Regions from separate parts of the Homo sapiens genome. Here region 2 is linked to region 1. Evidence: read pairs that join two places in POLR2A ChIA-PET (ENCODE). Cell type or tissue: OCI-LY7. All regions are shown on one strand. Links, peaks and the distances in the headings refer to the core of each region. The heading gives the core; the rest is flanking DNA. Region 1 overlaps DIAPH1 (diaphanous related formin 1). Region 2 overlaps HDAC3 (histone deacetylase 3).

Evidence for each region. ChIA-PET counts read pairs that join two places held together with the same protein. Peaks named below come from ENCODE experiments on the same cell type or tissue, not always from the same donor. Only the 100,000 strongest peaks of a DNase experiment are listed, where the experiment ranks them.
Region 2: POLR2A ChIA-PET joins it to region 1 with 11 read pairs; 6 of 35 experiments call an interaction of 5 or more read pairs at or near these places.

What each region holds. Positions count from the first base shown.
Region 1 is chr5:141,525,465-141,533,324 of GRCh38, forward strand. It overlaps DIAPH1 (diaphanous related formin 1), which reads right to left. Exons shown (of 28, transcript NM_005219.5): 20 at 4,139-4,233; 21 at 3,708-3,809; 22 at 3,238-3,477; 23 at 2,989-3,118; 24 at 2,109-2,233; 25 at 833-997; 26 at 574-709. Among named protein-coding and RNA genes, the nearest start is that of DIAPH1-AS1, 29 kb to the right of the region's middle. In OCI-LY7, for the core only: no CTCF peak of the experiment used is centred there; DNase peaks (open chromatin) are centred at 3,797 and 4,537; H3K4me3 peaks cover 2,451 bases; H3K27ac peaks cover 2,500 bases.
Region 2 is chr5:141,625,362-141,633,221 of GRCh38, forward strand. HDAC3 (histone deacetylase 3) reads right to left here. Exons shown (of 15, transcript NM_003883.4): 4 at 4,683-4,764; 5 at 4,499-4,555; 6 at 4,323-4,378; 7 at 3,812-3,945; 8 at 3,198-3,278; 9 at 2,753-2,826; 10 at 2,532-2,596; 11 at 833-922; 12 at 652-710; 13 at 324-403; 14 at 1-4. Among named protein-coding and RNA genes, the nearest start is that of HDAC3, 7.6 kb to the right of the region's middle. In OCI-LY7, for the core only: no CTCF peak of the experiment used is centred there; no DNase peak of the experiment used is centred there.

The sequences.
Region 1 (7,860 bases), core at 3,319-5,818:
TATGTTTCAACAAAGACATGCTTCTGGTAGTGAAACAGAGATTCTGCTGAAGAAAGAAGAGGGTGACCGGCTCCCCACCCGCTCCAAAAGTTCAATCCATTTAAAATCTAATTGTGCATACAACTGTGCTAAGGTACTAGGGACATAGTACTTTGTGAAATAAGCAGAAAGGGAAGACACGCCACAATTAAAAGATGGGAGGAGCGTCAGGAAAATATTTTACAGAAAAAAACCCGAAAGATTTAGTGGAGGGAATGAGAACAGGCCAGAGGAACCTTTGGATGGACAGAAGGAAAACAGTATATATCACAGCAATACCACAATCACAGGGGAATGAGAGAGAATGCAAGAGCGAGCAAAGGAGAGAAAAGGTAATAGTTTAACCAGGGCAAGTTGGAATGCGCATGTATCAGAATTGGGGTTAAAGTCCGGCATCAGGATCTCGGAGTGAAGACTGCCAAAAATCATTTGCCAGGAGGTGAGCTCAGACATGAGACTCTGCCTCTAGACTCTAGGCAGAGAAGTCTTCCCAACATTCCTATCTCAGCCCATCAACCCGTCTTCACTCCTCACCTGCATTCATGTCTATGAGTTGCTCTCTCTTCTGCTGCTTCTCTAGCCGCTCCTTCTCTGCCTTCTCCTTGGCTAGTTTTGCTCGCCTCATCTTTTCTTCTGTCTCCCGCCGCTTCTGGTTCTCCTTGACTGCTTGCTGGGGCAGGGAAGAGGAGGAAGGAACACATGGGCATTGTATACCTACTACCAGCCAACAGGAACCCAGGGGAAAGTGAGAAATGCCCACAAAAGATTCAGTCAGCAAGTATCCCTTGCTCACCAAAAACATATTCCGAAAATTGTGAAGATCCATGAAAAATTCTTCAACAGACAACTTCTTGGGGTCAAAGAGGAAGTACTCGCCCAGCTCCTTATAGAGGGTCTCCATGTTAGAATGCATCATCCGCAGCTTGTTATACTGTTCCTGTGCATCCTTCACAAAGCTGTGCAGCCAAGGAGTAAAGGACCAAGACCAAGACCAAGAAGCAGACCCACTTCTCTAGCCCAAGGAATTACTCAAAGATGAGTACTGGCATGCAAAGGGATGTTCAATACAGCACTGTTTATAACAGCAAAAACCAAAGCCATGTAGGTACCCCTAAATAGGGGAATAGTAAACCATGAACTATGGTACACCTATAAAAAAAGAAGGTGGCAGTTTAAACTGTTGTTTGTTTGTTTGTTTGTGTTTGTTTGTTTGAGACAGGGTTTTGTTCTATCGCCGGGCAGGAGTGCAGTGGCGCGATCTTGGCTCATTGCAACCTCCACCTCCTGGGTTCAAGCAATTCTCCTGCCTCAGCCTCCCAAGTAGCTGGAACTACAGGCGCGCACCATCACGCCCAGCTGATTTTTTTGTATTTTTAGTAGAGATGGGGTTTCACCATGCTGACCAGGATGGTCTCCATCTCTTGACCTAAAAGGAGGTTTTCTATAAATACTATTATGGAAACATGGCCAAGACATATGTGCAAAACACAATACAATGCAGTTTTTGTTTAAAATAAATGTATGAGGTGCAAATCAGAATAAAGTCCAGTGGCAGTGGTTACCTCTGGGGAGGGGAAAGAGAGGGAAGCATGTGTGAGCGTGTGTAGTGGAGACGGGGTACAGGCAGGGGAGTTGGTGGGACTTTTATGGTTGATCTGCATGGTGTGCTTCTACTCCACAACAATGGAATGCTCTCAGGAACTATGCAGCCTGGGCAACAAAGTGAGACCCCATCTCTAAAGAAAAAAAGGTTACAAAAAGTTTAGCAGGGCCTGGTGGCACATGCCTGTAGTCCCAGCTACCAAGGAGGCTGAGGGGGTAAGGATCGTTTGAGTCCAAGAGGTCAAGGCTGCAGTGAGGCGTGATGGCACCACTGCACTCCAGCCTGGGTGACACAGAGAGAGCCTGTCTCAAAATACTAACAAACCCAAAAAACTATGTATTTAAAGAAAAAGAGTTTTTTAAGAGAAAAAAATTGCATACTGCCCTATCTATCCTGTTTTTCCCCCACTACAGGAAGTTTTCTTTCCCTTCCTAGGGAACAACTCCCTCCTTTCAAGAGAGGATATGGTCATTTTTTCAACAAACTTGTCTTTTTCATCTGTGGCAGCTGGGAAATTCTGAACATCACGTTCCACATCAGAAATTTGTTTCTTCATCTGATCTAGGTTCTTTTGCAAGTTTTCAGCAGAAACTAAAAAAAAAAAAAAAAAAAAAAACCATAAAAACAGACAGCAAGAGCTTACTAATAATCCCAGCCTCAACACCCCTTAGTTTCACCTTTCAGAGCATAGCTTCAGTCTATACACACATTCTGGTACTTAATAATTTTAGTTCCTTATGTACTTTAGTTGTGTCACATACTTAAGTTTTCATCTTTCCAGTGAAACTATAAATTATTTGATCATTGAACCTCCAGCCTTCACAAGGTATGCAGTACTAGGAACAGAAGAGAGACTTCATTTAATTTAACATGAATCTATGAAATCCCCTGAGATCTTGGTCTCATTTATTTTAGAGAACAGGGTTTGGGAGGAAGGAGATATACATAGAAATATAGAGGCGGGGGCAGAAATCTGTTCCAATTTCCAGTGAATGCTGCTTTTTCTTTGTCTAGTTCCAGGACAGTGAGGCCTAATTTTTGTTAATGTAGTCTATGTTTTCTTAATGAAAAGAACTATTAACCTAGACTAAAAACACCTGCCTTTCTAGCTGTTTTTTGGTGTTTGGTGTTTCCTTAGGAAGAGAAAGAGTGCTTCCTATTTCTACACATAAAGATCTCTCCTCAGCCATACGCTCTGCCCTTGTGACTTAGGCACCATGCCTAAATCCTATCTCATTTCCACTTGAAATAGTCTGAACTGAAAATGCTCTCACATCTAGACTGTGTCTTATTTCCCTCCCCATGCAGAGACTTTTGGGCTCTAGCTTCATTCCAAACTGCCCCACCTCGGCTGGCTTTCTCCACATGGGCAAGCTCGTCTGGAAACTTGAGGACATCGGGATAGTCATTCTCACACAACTCAGCCAAGAAGTGTAACAACGTCATCTTCTGATCTGTGGACTTGGTGTCTCGAAGCTTAGAGAAAGAGGAGAAACTGTTAAATCCTGACATGTCCAAGATGGCCTCCTGCCAACACTGAACTCATAGAGGCTACAGCCTTCCTTGTGTTGTCCTGCCCTACCTCTTTGGCTCACCTTACAGAGGAAGCTGATATTGAAGCCAAAAGCACCAGCATTTCTGGAGCCAGCATTCATGTAATTTCCAACAAGCAAGGTAATCTCTAGGAGATTGGAAAAGCTCTCACTCTTACGTAACTCCTCACATGCAGCAGTGACAGACACAATCTCTGGCTTGATATTCTCCACTTGCTCGCTGAATTGTAGCTTGAAGAGAATGGCATTGAGGCGAGGCCGCAGTCGGGGCACAGTGCCCATCTAGTAAAGAACACAAGCAGTTCCATTACAGTCAAAAGAGGGGGAAGTCAGAAAAAGATACACGCTTGAGCCTCCTATGGGAGGATCACAGCTCCAGAGCAGGGAGAAGAGAGAGATTAAGACAGGTTCAAAAACAGACAAGCGGCAAGGAGCATATGCCCAGGCTGCTCTCTAGAGGGGAGGGGAATACAGGAGGTGGAAAACCGCTTACTGCCACAGGCCTCACTCACCACCACGCCAAACTGCTCTGACTCAGCCAGGTCATCATATTCATCCTTCAGTTCAGAAAGCATTTTTAACTGCTCTGGCTCTGGCATTTGCTTAATGAGGTTCTGAAAGACAGAAGAGACATCTCAGCTGGAGGGGAATTCGCTAACAACTCAAGCCTAAACAACTTTTACTCTGTTGTCAGTCCCACACTCTGCTCAAGGACCATACAGAAAGAAACATATGGTGGGAGAAGAGAGGCAGCTACTGAGATGGGGGTACTTTTGCAAAATATACCAGAAGTAATCTGACCACCAGAGAAAAGGCAGTTTCTCAAAGCCAGCATTCATAAGTCAGCAATGCTGGAGGAGGATCCTCTTCATCTACACAGAGATGAGGCCAGTGCCCAGCGACACAGAAGAGCCTGCTCCAGCAGAACCACCTTACTCCTTACCTGGATCATAGACTCAGTCAGAACAGCCTCATTCACCTCCAGGATGACATTCTTAATCTCTTGATAGGGCATGCGGAAGGAACCCAAAAAGATTGCTGCCAGAAAATGAGATATTAAGACATGTTCTTCTCGGTCTGTTCCCGCTTCCAACCCATCCTGCAAACCTATGCTGGATAATCTTCCTAACAGGGCTCTTTTAGGCCAGGCACAGTGGCTCATGCCTGTAATCCCAGCACTTCGGGAGGCCAAGGTGGGCGGATCGCTTGAGCCCCAGAGTTTGAGACCAGCCTAGGCAACATGGGGAAACCTCATCTCCACAAAAAATACAAAAACTAGCCAGGCGTGGTGGTGTGCACCTGTAGTCCCAGCTGCTCGGCAGGCTGAGGTGGGAGGATCACCTGAGCCCAGGAGGTCAAGGTTGCAGTGAGCTGTGACCGCACCACTGCACTCCAGCCTGAGCAACAGAGCGAGACCCGTCTCAAAAAAGTATATATACGTCAAAGACTTTCACCCCACTCTACTTTAGTTCCCCACTCTCAGGACGTGATCCTCAAAGCTGCCTTGACCTTAAACCACCATATCCTATTCCCTAACAAATACATCCTGTTTTTTCAACTCTCCCTTTCTAATCTCTCACTTGACTCTTCAGCCTTATCAGGACCTCTCTTTCCAGTCTCCTGACCATTCTGTTTTCACTGATATATCAGTTCCACTCTGCCTTTCCTATTTCATTAGGAGCCTCTAAACCATCAGTTCATTTGCTCTCTACTATGACTCCCATTAGTATTATTACTCCTACTATTACCTTTCTTTTGCTTCCTTCTCCTTCTGGGTCCCTGGTCAGTCTAGCCATTTCATTTCTCTACTCTGACACCTAGGCTGATGCGGACTGGAGTCTATGAATTTGCAGTAGCACCAATGATAACTGGGGCCTCCGCGCTGTTAGCAATTCTCTTTGTGTGTCCCAATTCCACTTTCTCCCACCCTTCTTGGCAGGTCCTCCAACATATTCCCACTTTCCCCACTGCCCCACCACTTCCCCATTTGTTCCAGGAAGACCCTGCTCCTCTTCACTGAGAAAAATCAAAGCCACTGGTCAAATTACTTGCTCAGCTTTCTCTTATCCTACTTAAAAATAAAGCACTAGGGCTCTTGGTTAGAGCCAGACTAGAAAAGACTCAGATAAGCCTTTTGGAATCGCCTAGAAGAAAACTATACCAACATTTTCGTAAGCTTATAGGAGGCATGTGTTCATATATTTACGTCTAAGTATATATACTCCCATGTACTCATCCTTTCCTCATGTGTCAACAGAAGAGGCAGCCCCACAGACCTTTCCCTTCATCATATATACATAATCAAGTTTTTTAAATCTTACTCAATGTTCCTCTCTAAATTACCAGTTTCTCTTTCTTTCACTTTATAGCAATCTAAACTAGCCTATTCTCTCTCACTTCCACGACTCTGATTTATTCCATAACCACAAAGCCAATGAAAAGATGGCAGCCACTTAGAGAATATACTTTAAGTAAGACACCAACCTGCTACCTCTCACATCCACCTCCCCGAAAAGACAATCTGTTCCTGCTGAATTTTCCTATTTCAGTAAATGGTACCACTTTCCGCAGAGTGACCTAAACCTCAAAGCACCTTCTCCTTTATCCCAAGTCAATCACTAAATTCCATTAATTTTACCTTCTCTCTCTCTCTCTCTTTTTTTTTTTTGAGACAGCATCTCACTCTGTTGCCCAAGCTAGAGTGCAGCAGTGCAGTCATAGCTCATGGCAGCCTGGACCTCCCAGCCTCAAGCAATCCTCCACCCACCTCAGTCTCCCAAGTGGCTGGGACTATAGGCATGCGGCACCACATCTGGCTAGTTTTTTATTTTAATTTATTTATTGCTTGAGATGAGTCTCACTCTGTCACCCAGGCTGGTGTGCAACGGCATGGTGTTGGCTCACTGCAACCTCCGCTTCCCGGGTTCAAGCGATTCTCCTGCCTCAGCCCCATGAGTAGCTGGGATTATAGGCGTGCTCCACCATGCCCAGCTAATTTTTCTATTTTTAGTAGAGACAGCATTTTGCCATGTTGACCAGGCTCGTCTCGAACTCCTGACCTCCAGTGATCCACCTGCCTCAGCCTCCCAAAGTGCTGGGATTACAGCCATGAGCCACTGCACCTAGCCTAATTCTACCATCTTAATATCCTCTCCCTCTCTTATTCTCATCACCTTAGTTTCAGGCCCTGATCACATCTCACCTAGTTTAAAACAATGACATAACTCATCTCTGCCTATAGTCTCCCCTTACCTTAGCAATCCAGCCTCAAAATCACTGCCAAAGCAGCCTTCCTAAAAATTACACAGGATAAAAAGCAATCCAGCCTCAAAATCACTGCCAAAGCAGCCTTCCTAAAAATTACACAGGATAATCTCACTCATTTTCCTGATTTAAACTTTACTCAGTTGTACTCAACTACTTGCAGTTCCTGAACTGCACAATGTTATCTCATGCTCTCATACATGCTGATCCCTCTCCTGAAACAAGCCAACCTTCCCGCCTTCACTTAATTTTTTGGTTTTTTTTTTTGAGACGGGTCTTACTCTGTTGCCCAGGCTGCAGTGCAGTGGTGCAATCACAGCTCACTGCAACCTCAAATTCCTGGGCTCAAGTGATCCTTCTGCCTTAGCCTCCTGAGTAGTTGACTACTGGCACACGCCACTGTGCTCAGCTAGTATTTTATGTTTTGTAGAGACAGGGGTCTTGCTTTGTTTCCCAGGCTGGTCTTGAACTCTTGGTCTCAAGCAATCTTCCCACCTCAGCTTCCTGCTGGGATTACAGGAATGTGCCACCATGCCCAGCCTCCTTAATTCCTTAATTGGTCTTTCAACTCAGTTTAAGTAGTACCTCCTTTAGAATATCTTCTGGGATTTGCCCCTCCAACACTGCCCCCACTTGATTTAGATCCCTCCCTTCCTAGTACTCTCATAAACATTCTAGCATACCTCCATCATAGCATTTATTAATCTGCACTGTTATCATCTGCCTTTCTGTCTTTACCAAATACGTGGCTCATGCAGACAGGGACTATTGTCTTATTCAGCTTTGTATCATTAGCACATGAGAGACATTTAATCACTAAATTCCATCTTCCAGACCATCCTATCCTATACTACTCTCAATTTTCTTTTCTTAAATTCTGTTTTCCATATCAATATCATAACACTAGAAATCATAATGTACTACACCATTGTCTTTCTTGTATCATTTTTTAAACCAATTACTCATGTCTTATGTTCCTAGAGATACTCTTGGGAAGAGGAACTGACTCACAATACTTTAATCTCCATAAGACTTCACCACAGACACTATGTAGTAATAGTTATTGACAATAATTTAAGATTATATAATCAAGAATAATGTGACAGTTTACTGGTCTCATTGTATCACTGACTTTACTTATGGGTATGTGTACTTATTGGCTGTGTGATCTGGGCACTTCGCATCATTTAAACTTTGGTTTTCTCATTTGGATAAACAGGGACAATAACTGCATCACAAGACTATGAGTGGGTTTTACGGAAAATACCCTTTCATCTCTGGAACACATGCCTAATAGAGCCTATAACATAGCAGACCCTGAAATATTTGTCAAATAAATATTTAAGTCTATATTTCTTGGTATGAAGTAGGTAGATGAGTAATTAAAAAGAACAAAAATTT
Region 2 (7,860 bases), core at 4,336-6,835, 100 kb after region 1:
GATACTGGTTGGAAATGAGGAATACAGAGTGAGCAGTTTCCAGAGATTCCCAGGACATGGAATCTCCTAGCTGCCTTTTACCCCTACCATACTGGTTTTCATCTCAGTGGTACCTCTAGTTCAGGTCCCCCAACTGATAGCTCTCCCTCCCCACCAACCCCAACTGCCTCTACTTTAAACTGGACTGCCTCCTAGTCAATAACAGTGACTGTGATGGCTTAGAACTTCCTTCTCTTTGGTTTTTCCTACTTCCCACATCTTTGACCTCTCCTGGGCTCCACCTTTCAGGAGAAGTTTGTGCTCAGCTTTTCTGAGCTGCTGACCTGGCGTGAGTTCTGATTCTCGATGCGGGTGCTGACATCTGGATGAAGTGTGAAGTCTGGGGCAAAGTACTCGAAGTATTCTTGGGGAGGAGAGGAGAAAGTATGGCTCAGACTGAGAAAGGCAGCTAACAAGACTTCCCAATCTTTTTCCTTCCCATCCAGAGCACCTACATAATAGCTGCCCAATCTCTTCCCTGCTCTGAGCCCAGGGGTTTAGTCTGCAGAGCTCTGAGAGTGTAAAATTTCCCATGTGCCTTCAAACCAGGTCATTCTGGAATCTGGTGAGAATGGCCTTCCTGTTATGGGGGTGTTGTGGGGTGGTCCTTACCACTATAGGGAAGCTCCTCACTAATGGCCTCTTCTACCAGCAGCGATGTCTCATATGTCCTGAAACCAACCAGCAGAGGGGAGCAGGCTGACCAAGTGGGCTGAAGGACCCATGTGGCCATATCTGAGGGACACCCTAGCTCACACTGGACAACAGGGGAGGAAATCAGGAGAGTGCTCACCAGCAGCGGGCAACATTTCGGACAGTATAACCACCACCACCCAGCACGAGTAGAGGGATATTGAAGCTCTTGACATATTCAACGCATTCCCTGTTAAAAGGAACCAGAGGAAGATGTGGAGGAGGTTATCAAAAGACAAGGTAAATACCTTTAGGTATTGCCTGAAAGGAGCACAAGAAAACTATAAATGTTCTAAATCTTTATCTTGATAGTGAAATTCATTATGTTATACCCTTAAGATTTGGGTATACTTTATATGCTGTGTCTCAATAAAAATTTTAAAATAAAGCACAGTCCCCCCTCTGTTCTGCTCAACACCCTCCCTGGCACCCTGCCTGCTAATCAACTATTCTCATCAACCCAAGTTCTGTCAATTCTAGCCTTGAAAATATAACTCACGCCCGGCGCGGTGCTCACGCCTTTGTAGTAGTCCCAGCTACTCAGGAGGCTGAGGCAGGAGAAATGCTTGAACCCAGGAGGCAGAGCTTGCACTGAGCCAAGATCGTGCCACTGCACTCCAGCCTGGGTGACAGAGCAAGACTCCATCTCAAAAAAGAAAAAAAAAAACATATATATGTGTGTGTGTGTGTGTATATATATATATATACACACACACACACACACACCTCTCAGATCATCTACTTCTCTCCATTGCCACCCCCTCCACCTTAGTCTGGGCACCTAACCAACACCATGGCTTCCTAACTGGTCTTTCTACTTCCATCTCCATCCCCCCTACCCAAACCTTTCTCTATTCAGCAGTCAGAATTGTCACTTTCAAACACAAATTGGATCATGTCACTTTCCTGCTTAAAATCCTTCAATGGTTTCCCATCATCTTTGGAATATAATTCAAACTCCTTACCAGGGTTTAAAGGCTCTGCACAATCTCACCATGGCCAGCTTCTCGGACCTCACCTCAACAGACTGAAGTCCAGTGGCACAATCATAGTTCACTGTAACCTCAAACTCCTAGGCTCAAGTGATCCTCCTGCCTCAGCTTCCTGAGTAGCTAGGACTATAGGCATGCACCATCATGCCCAGCTGATTTTGTTTTTTATTTTCTGTAGAGATGGCTCTCACTATGTTGCCCAGGCTGGCCTCAAACTCCTAGCCTCAGGCGATTCTCCCACCTTGGCCTCTGGAAGTGTTGGGATTATAGGTGTGTGCCACTGGGCCCAGCCCTCAGAGCCTTTTGTGGGCCTTTGTCCATGCTTGGGTCAGGCTTCTCTCTGCTCCTCTTATGACTCACTCCTTCTTAGTCTCCAGGTCTCAACTCAAATTTTACTTCCTCAGAAAAACTTTCCGAAACCATGCTATCTCAAGTAGGTCCCCCATTGTATCCTGTGTCTCAGCTTTCTTTTTTTCTTTCACAGAATTTATAAGAATCTATTTATTTCATTTGATTATTTATTTTTTGTCTGTTTCCTAAACTGTAAACTCCATGGGAGACTCCTTATTCCATCCCCATGATGTGGTATGATGCCTGGAACATAACAGGTGCTTAATAAAAATATATCGTGAATGAATGACCATCTAGGGAACCCTGTTCAAGATGACATTTCTAGTTCAAGTACAATTTGTAGCTATTTTTGATTTCCAAGAAGAGGTGAGGCCCATTCCCCAACTACCCCCACCCACGTACTGAAGTCCAAGGCCACTTAAAAACCTTGGGGAGAAGAAGGAGAGCAAGTCTCACCCATGCCCTCGGATGCTGAGGTTAAAGCAGCCCAATCGATCACAGCCCAGAGAGTCAGCTCCACACTGCAAAAAGCAAAACCCCAGGAAAGTGCAGTGATCAGAACTGATCAGAACATCACAGATACCCCTTCCACCACCAACCTAAAGAACCTCCTCTTCCCTTGCTCTCTTTCCCCAAGCCCAGGCAGAACACTCCTGAGGAGGAACTGACAGTATTACCTGGAGCACAATGCACGTGGGTTGGTAGAAGTCCACTACCTGGTTGATAACCGGCTGGAAAAGGTGCTTGTAACCTGGGAGAGGGCCAAAGATGGGCACCTGGCACCCCAAGGGGATGGGGAGACAGGGAACAAAAGGAAAAAGGGGGTTGAGCGAGCATGTAGCCCAGGAAAGGGGCCACCCAAAAGAATCAAATCACTGGTCTGAAACTTCTGGAAGGGATCCCAGACTGCTATGAGTGACTGATGAAAGCCAATGACTTTTCCCAGAAAAATGCACATACACATGATATGTTGCATACAATTTCCAGAGATTCATGGTCCCTCTGAAGGCCATTCATCCTTAAGGACAACTGGCCCAACAGCAGACAATACCAGGCAGAAGAGGTTATTTCAAGGAGAAAAAGAAGGGGCCTAGGGAACAGAGGGAAGACTTCGGTACTTACTCTGGTCATCAATGCCATCCCGCAGGGGCACGTTCAGACAGTAGTAGCGGCCACTCTCTGCCCCGACTTCATACATGTCACCTGTAGGGAAGTGGGTGGTGGTAGCCACACATGGGAAGCACCCACAACCCAGCTGTTTCAGCCCCAATCTGCACTCTGGGAGCCTCTCATTCCATCTATGTAGCTTCACCATAAACTCCCTAGAGCCACTAAATCTCTTGCAGCTTGCATTCATTGGGCAAATAGTTTTGGGGGATCCACTCTGAGCCAACTGTGTACTAGGCAGTAGGGATGCAGCAACGAATGGAACTAATGAAATTTACGATATCCCACCACGCTTATATTCTTAGGGAATAGCCATGAGGAGGAGGGAGGCAGTAAACAAAACAAAACAAAAAACCACAATAAACACAAATAGCAGTGAGTGTTCTGAGGGAAACAATGAGGCTGATGTAACAGAGGAATGGGGAAGGAGGTGATTATGATAACTGGAGTGGTAAGGAAAGGCTTCTCTGAGGAGGGGACACCTGAGATGAGACTAGAAGGCTGAGAAGGAGGCACTCATAGTAAAGAGCTGAAGGGTGCAAAGGGGAAAGTAATCCCTATTCCCATACCTGTGCCAGGGAAGAAGTAATTTCCGTATTTGTGGAAGGACACCGTCATGACCCGGTCAGTGAGGTAGAAAGCTTCTTGAACCCCGTCACCATGGTGGATGTCAATGTCAATGTAGAGCACCCGAGGGTGGTACCTAGAGGGAAGCCAAAGCCAGGGTCTGAGCTAGAAGTGAACCCCCCAACCCACTCCTCTCAAACACCGGGTCTCGAATTGTGAAGAGTCTGCTTCTGCCCTGGTCACCTGAAACTTAATGTCACCAGTTCCCTAAAGGCAACTGGGGGCTCCAGCCTAGAGGCTAGAGGCAGGGACAGGAGAGGGATATGCAGAGAAGGCTGAAATGTGAGCAGGCAGTAGGGAATCTGCAGCAGTGGAAGAGGCAGCCTGAATAAAGCATCAAGAACTTGGGAGAAGCTAATCAGGGAGGAGGGAGGTCAAGGTCAGGGTTGAGACTGAGAGACCTCCTCAGCCAAGAATCCCGTAACTGCCCCCATCTCCTCCTGGGCTACTTACTTGAGCAGCTCCAGGATGCCAATCACAATGTCGTTGACATAGCAGAAGCCAGAGGCCTATGGCAAGACAGTGGTCTCATAAAGAGAAGAGCAATTCCCCTCCCAGCTGCCCCCCACCATCATCCTAAACACCTACCCTAGGATGGCCACTGTCTTTCCCATCACCTCCTCACTCACCTCAAACTTCTTGGCATGGTGCAGACCACCAGCCCAGTTAATGGCAATATCACAGATCTGAAAGACAAACACCTAAGTCACAGTCCTTCCTGCCCACCCCTCAAGCTGGGAGCCCAGGATCAGGGTTAAATCCCGAGTCCAGGGATCCAGAGGAAAGGAAGAACAGGACTCGGGACTATGTCACCTTGTTGTTCAGCTGGGTTGCTCCTTGCAGAGATGCGCCTGTGTAACGCGAGCAGAACTCAAAGAGCCCGGGAAACACTGGGCTGCAGGGAAGAGGAACAAGTTGGAACCCTCCTGCCTCTGTCTGGGCCCTTCCCATATCTCCCTCCCCATCCTAGATTCCTCCAATCTCCATTTTTCAAGAACCTTCTCTCCCTCTCCTACACACGTGGGCTATCTGCAAATTTATTCAACAAATATTTTGGACCAAACCATGTACCAAGCCCTGTGCAAGGCACTGGATGGGAAGTAAAGAAGCACTTAACTGTCAGGGAGTTTGTATCCTAGCTGCGGAAAGAAGCAAGCAGCTTCCAGGTACTCAAGTACAATGTAAAAAGGAAATCAGTTGAAAGAAAACATGAGCTCTGTTTTTCTTAGTCTTCTCAGTGTAACAAATTTTAGCATAATGTTCAATAATATTTTTCAGTCACATATTTTAAAGAAAGAACTGTATACCTACATATGTGAAACAGTGATGAGATAACCCACGAAAAGCCTGTAGCACAGTATACAGTATCCGCTCAGCCTTTAATAAATGTCAGCTATAATTATTACCATTGTTATTCTTTATAAAAAGTAAAGGCTTGAAGCCAGACACAAAAGCCTACTTACTGTATGACTCCATTTATGTAACATTCTGGAAAAGGTAAAATACAAGGACAGACATCTTATCAGTAGTTGGCTGGATCTAGGTTGCAGAGAAGTTATTAACTACAAAAGGGTGAGTGACCTTTGTTGGGTAGTGGAAATTTCCTGTACCTTGATACCTTTTTTTTTTTTTTTTTTGTAGAGACAGGGTCTCACTATGTTGCCCAAGCTGGTCTCAAACTCCTGGGCCTAAGTGATCCTCCCGCCTTGGCCTCCCAAATTGTTGGGACTACAGGTGTGAGCCATCGGCGCTGGCCCTATACCTTGATATATTCTATCAAACCTCTCAGAACTCTTACACCTAAAAAAGGTTAATTTTACTGTATGCAAGTTATACCTATATAAACCTGACTTTTTAAAAAGGAAAGGCTTAGGCAATCCCTAGTTTTAGGTCTCAAAAAAAAAAAATAGTGCAGCTGATACATTTGACCATGTGAAAAACAGAACTGTAGGGGTTTTTTGTTTGTTTGTTTTTTGAGATGGGGTCTTGCTCTGTCGCCCAGGCTGGGGTGCAATGGTGCGATCTCGGCTCACTGCAGCCTCCGCCTCCCGGGTTCAAGCAAGAATTGTAGGGTTTTATAGTTTCTCAAAAGGCTTGGAAAGAATTAGTGATTAATACCAGAAAACTAAGCAAATGAAAAAATAATGCAATTGTCAGCTCCAGGAAAAACAAAAAGCTTTAGAAGAAAATAGATTAAATCACACTACACTATTTGGCTTGATAGTAAATGAATCTTTCAGAGTTATAATAATGTAAACACAGAATACTGATTTATTTTTAAATTACTATGAAGCTGAAAGGGGAAAGGAAGCCAATGTGATGGTGTAAGAAGACTAAATGCTCATATCCCATACTAAAAGCTTAACAGATAATGCCTAAAATTGACAGACGAAGAAATAGCAATGAGAGACAATACAGGAGGGGAGTATGATTACAAGCACCGATTCTGGAGCTAGACTACCTAGGTTCTTTAACACCTACTAATGATAGTGAGGTTGTACAAACTGTTTAACCTTTCTGTGCTTAAGTGTCCTCATCGGTAAAAGGAAACAATAATAGACCCTGCTTCATAGGGGTTGTTGAGATTAAATAAGCTAATGGCTGTAAAGCACTTAGAACAGTACCTAGTATATAACAGGTATTACCTAAGGATTACAGATTAGTAATAACAGTCAATTAATATTATTATTTAGAAATCCAAAGGTAAATACCAGAAGACATAGGGGAAAGGAGCTGAAAGTGGCTGTCACTGGGCAGAGGGATTTATGGGTGAAAAGGAGAGGTCTGGAATTTTTTTTTTTTTTTTTTTTTAAGACAGAGTCTCACTCTGTTGCCCAGGCTGGAGTGCAGTGGTGCAATCTCAGGTCACTGCAACCTCCAACTCCCGGGTTCAAGCAATTCTCCTGCCTCAGCCTCCTGGAGTAGCTGGGACTACAGGCACGTGCCACCACACATGACTAATTTTTGTATTTTTAGTAGAGATGGGGTTTCACCATGTTGGCCAGGCTGGTCTTGAACTCCTGACCTTAGGTGGTCCACCCGCCTCGGCCTCCGAAAGTGCTGGGATTACAGGCGTGAGCCACTGCGCCCGGCTTGGGACTACTTTTTTATTTTTTTCATTTAAAGGCCTATAGTACAATTTGGCTACTTATGTTAGAATACTTTGAAACCAATCAGAAATTCATTAAACAGAAGAAAAATTCCTGATTCTCATCGGAAATACAGATAAGCACAACTGTAACTTGTTTGACAGGAAGACTGATGCAGCATAAATAGCCCAGAGATAGTATTCTAATTAGCATTCCCTAATCGCACAAAGAGCATCTACGGGACCCCAGTGTGGCGTAAGGGCTGACCCTGTATTCACAGAGCTAGAAAGTGAGCTCAGAAATAACAGCAGGAATACTAACAAAAAAACAAGAAACCTCCCCAAACAGCATGTGACTGAACACCAAATGAGCAGTGCAGTGTGTGCAAGACAGAGCTCTATGGGCTGGTGTGGTCAAGAAAGGTTTCATGGAGATGGTGTGAAGGCTGAGAAGGCCTTGAAGAGGTTGAATAGAGAACTAAGGGCATTCCAGGAAGGCATCCTGTGCAGCTGAGGTGTAGGGATAAAGTTGGAAAGGTGCCAATGCCAGCCTAATGAGTTGGCCTCTATCCTACAGCCCTGGCTGCTTCTGTCATTAAGATCTTTCAGGAAAACAGATTAGTGGTTTAAAAACCCGGGATCTGGATCATGCCCCCTCCAATGACCAGTTATGTGACTACGGCTAAGTTACCTAGATATTCCCAAACCTCAATTTACTTATATATAACATCAGAAAAAGGTCTATTATAATACATCTAAGGATTGGTATGAGAATTAAGTGGATTTACCAGCAACCCTTGGCATAATACCTAGCAGAGTAAGCACTCAGTAAATGGTAGCTATCATAAGAAATTCTACAGGATCAACAACCTGGTTTCTTCAAGAAATAAATTCAAGGGGGTG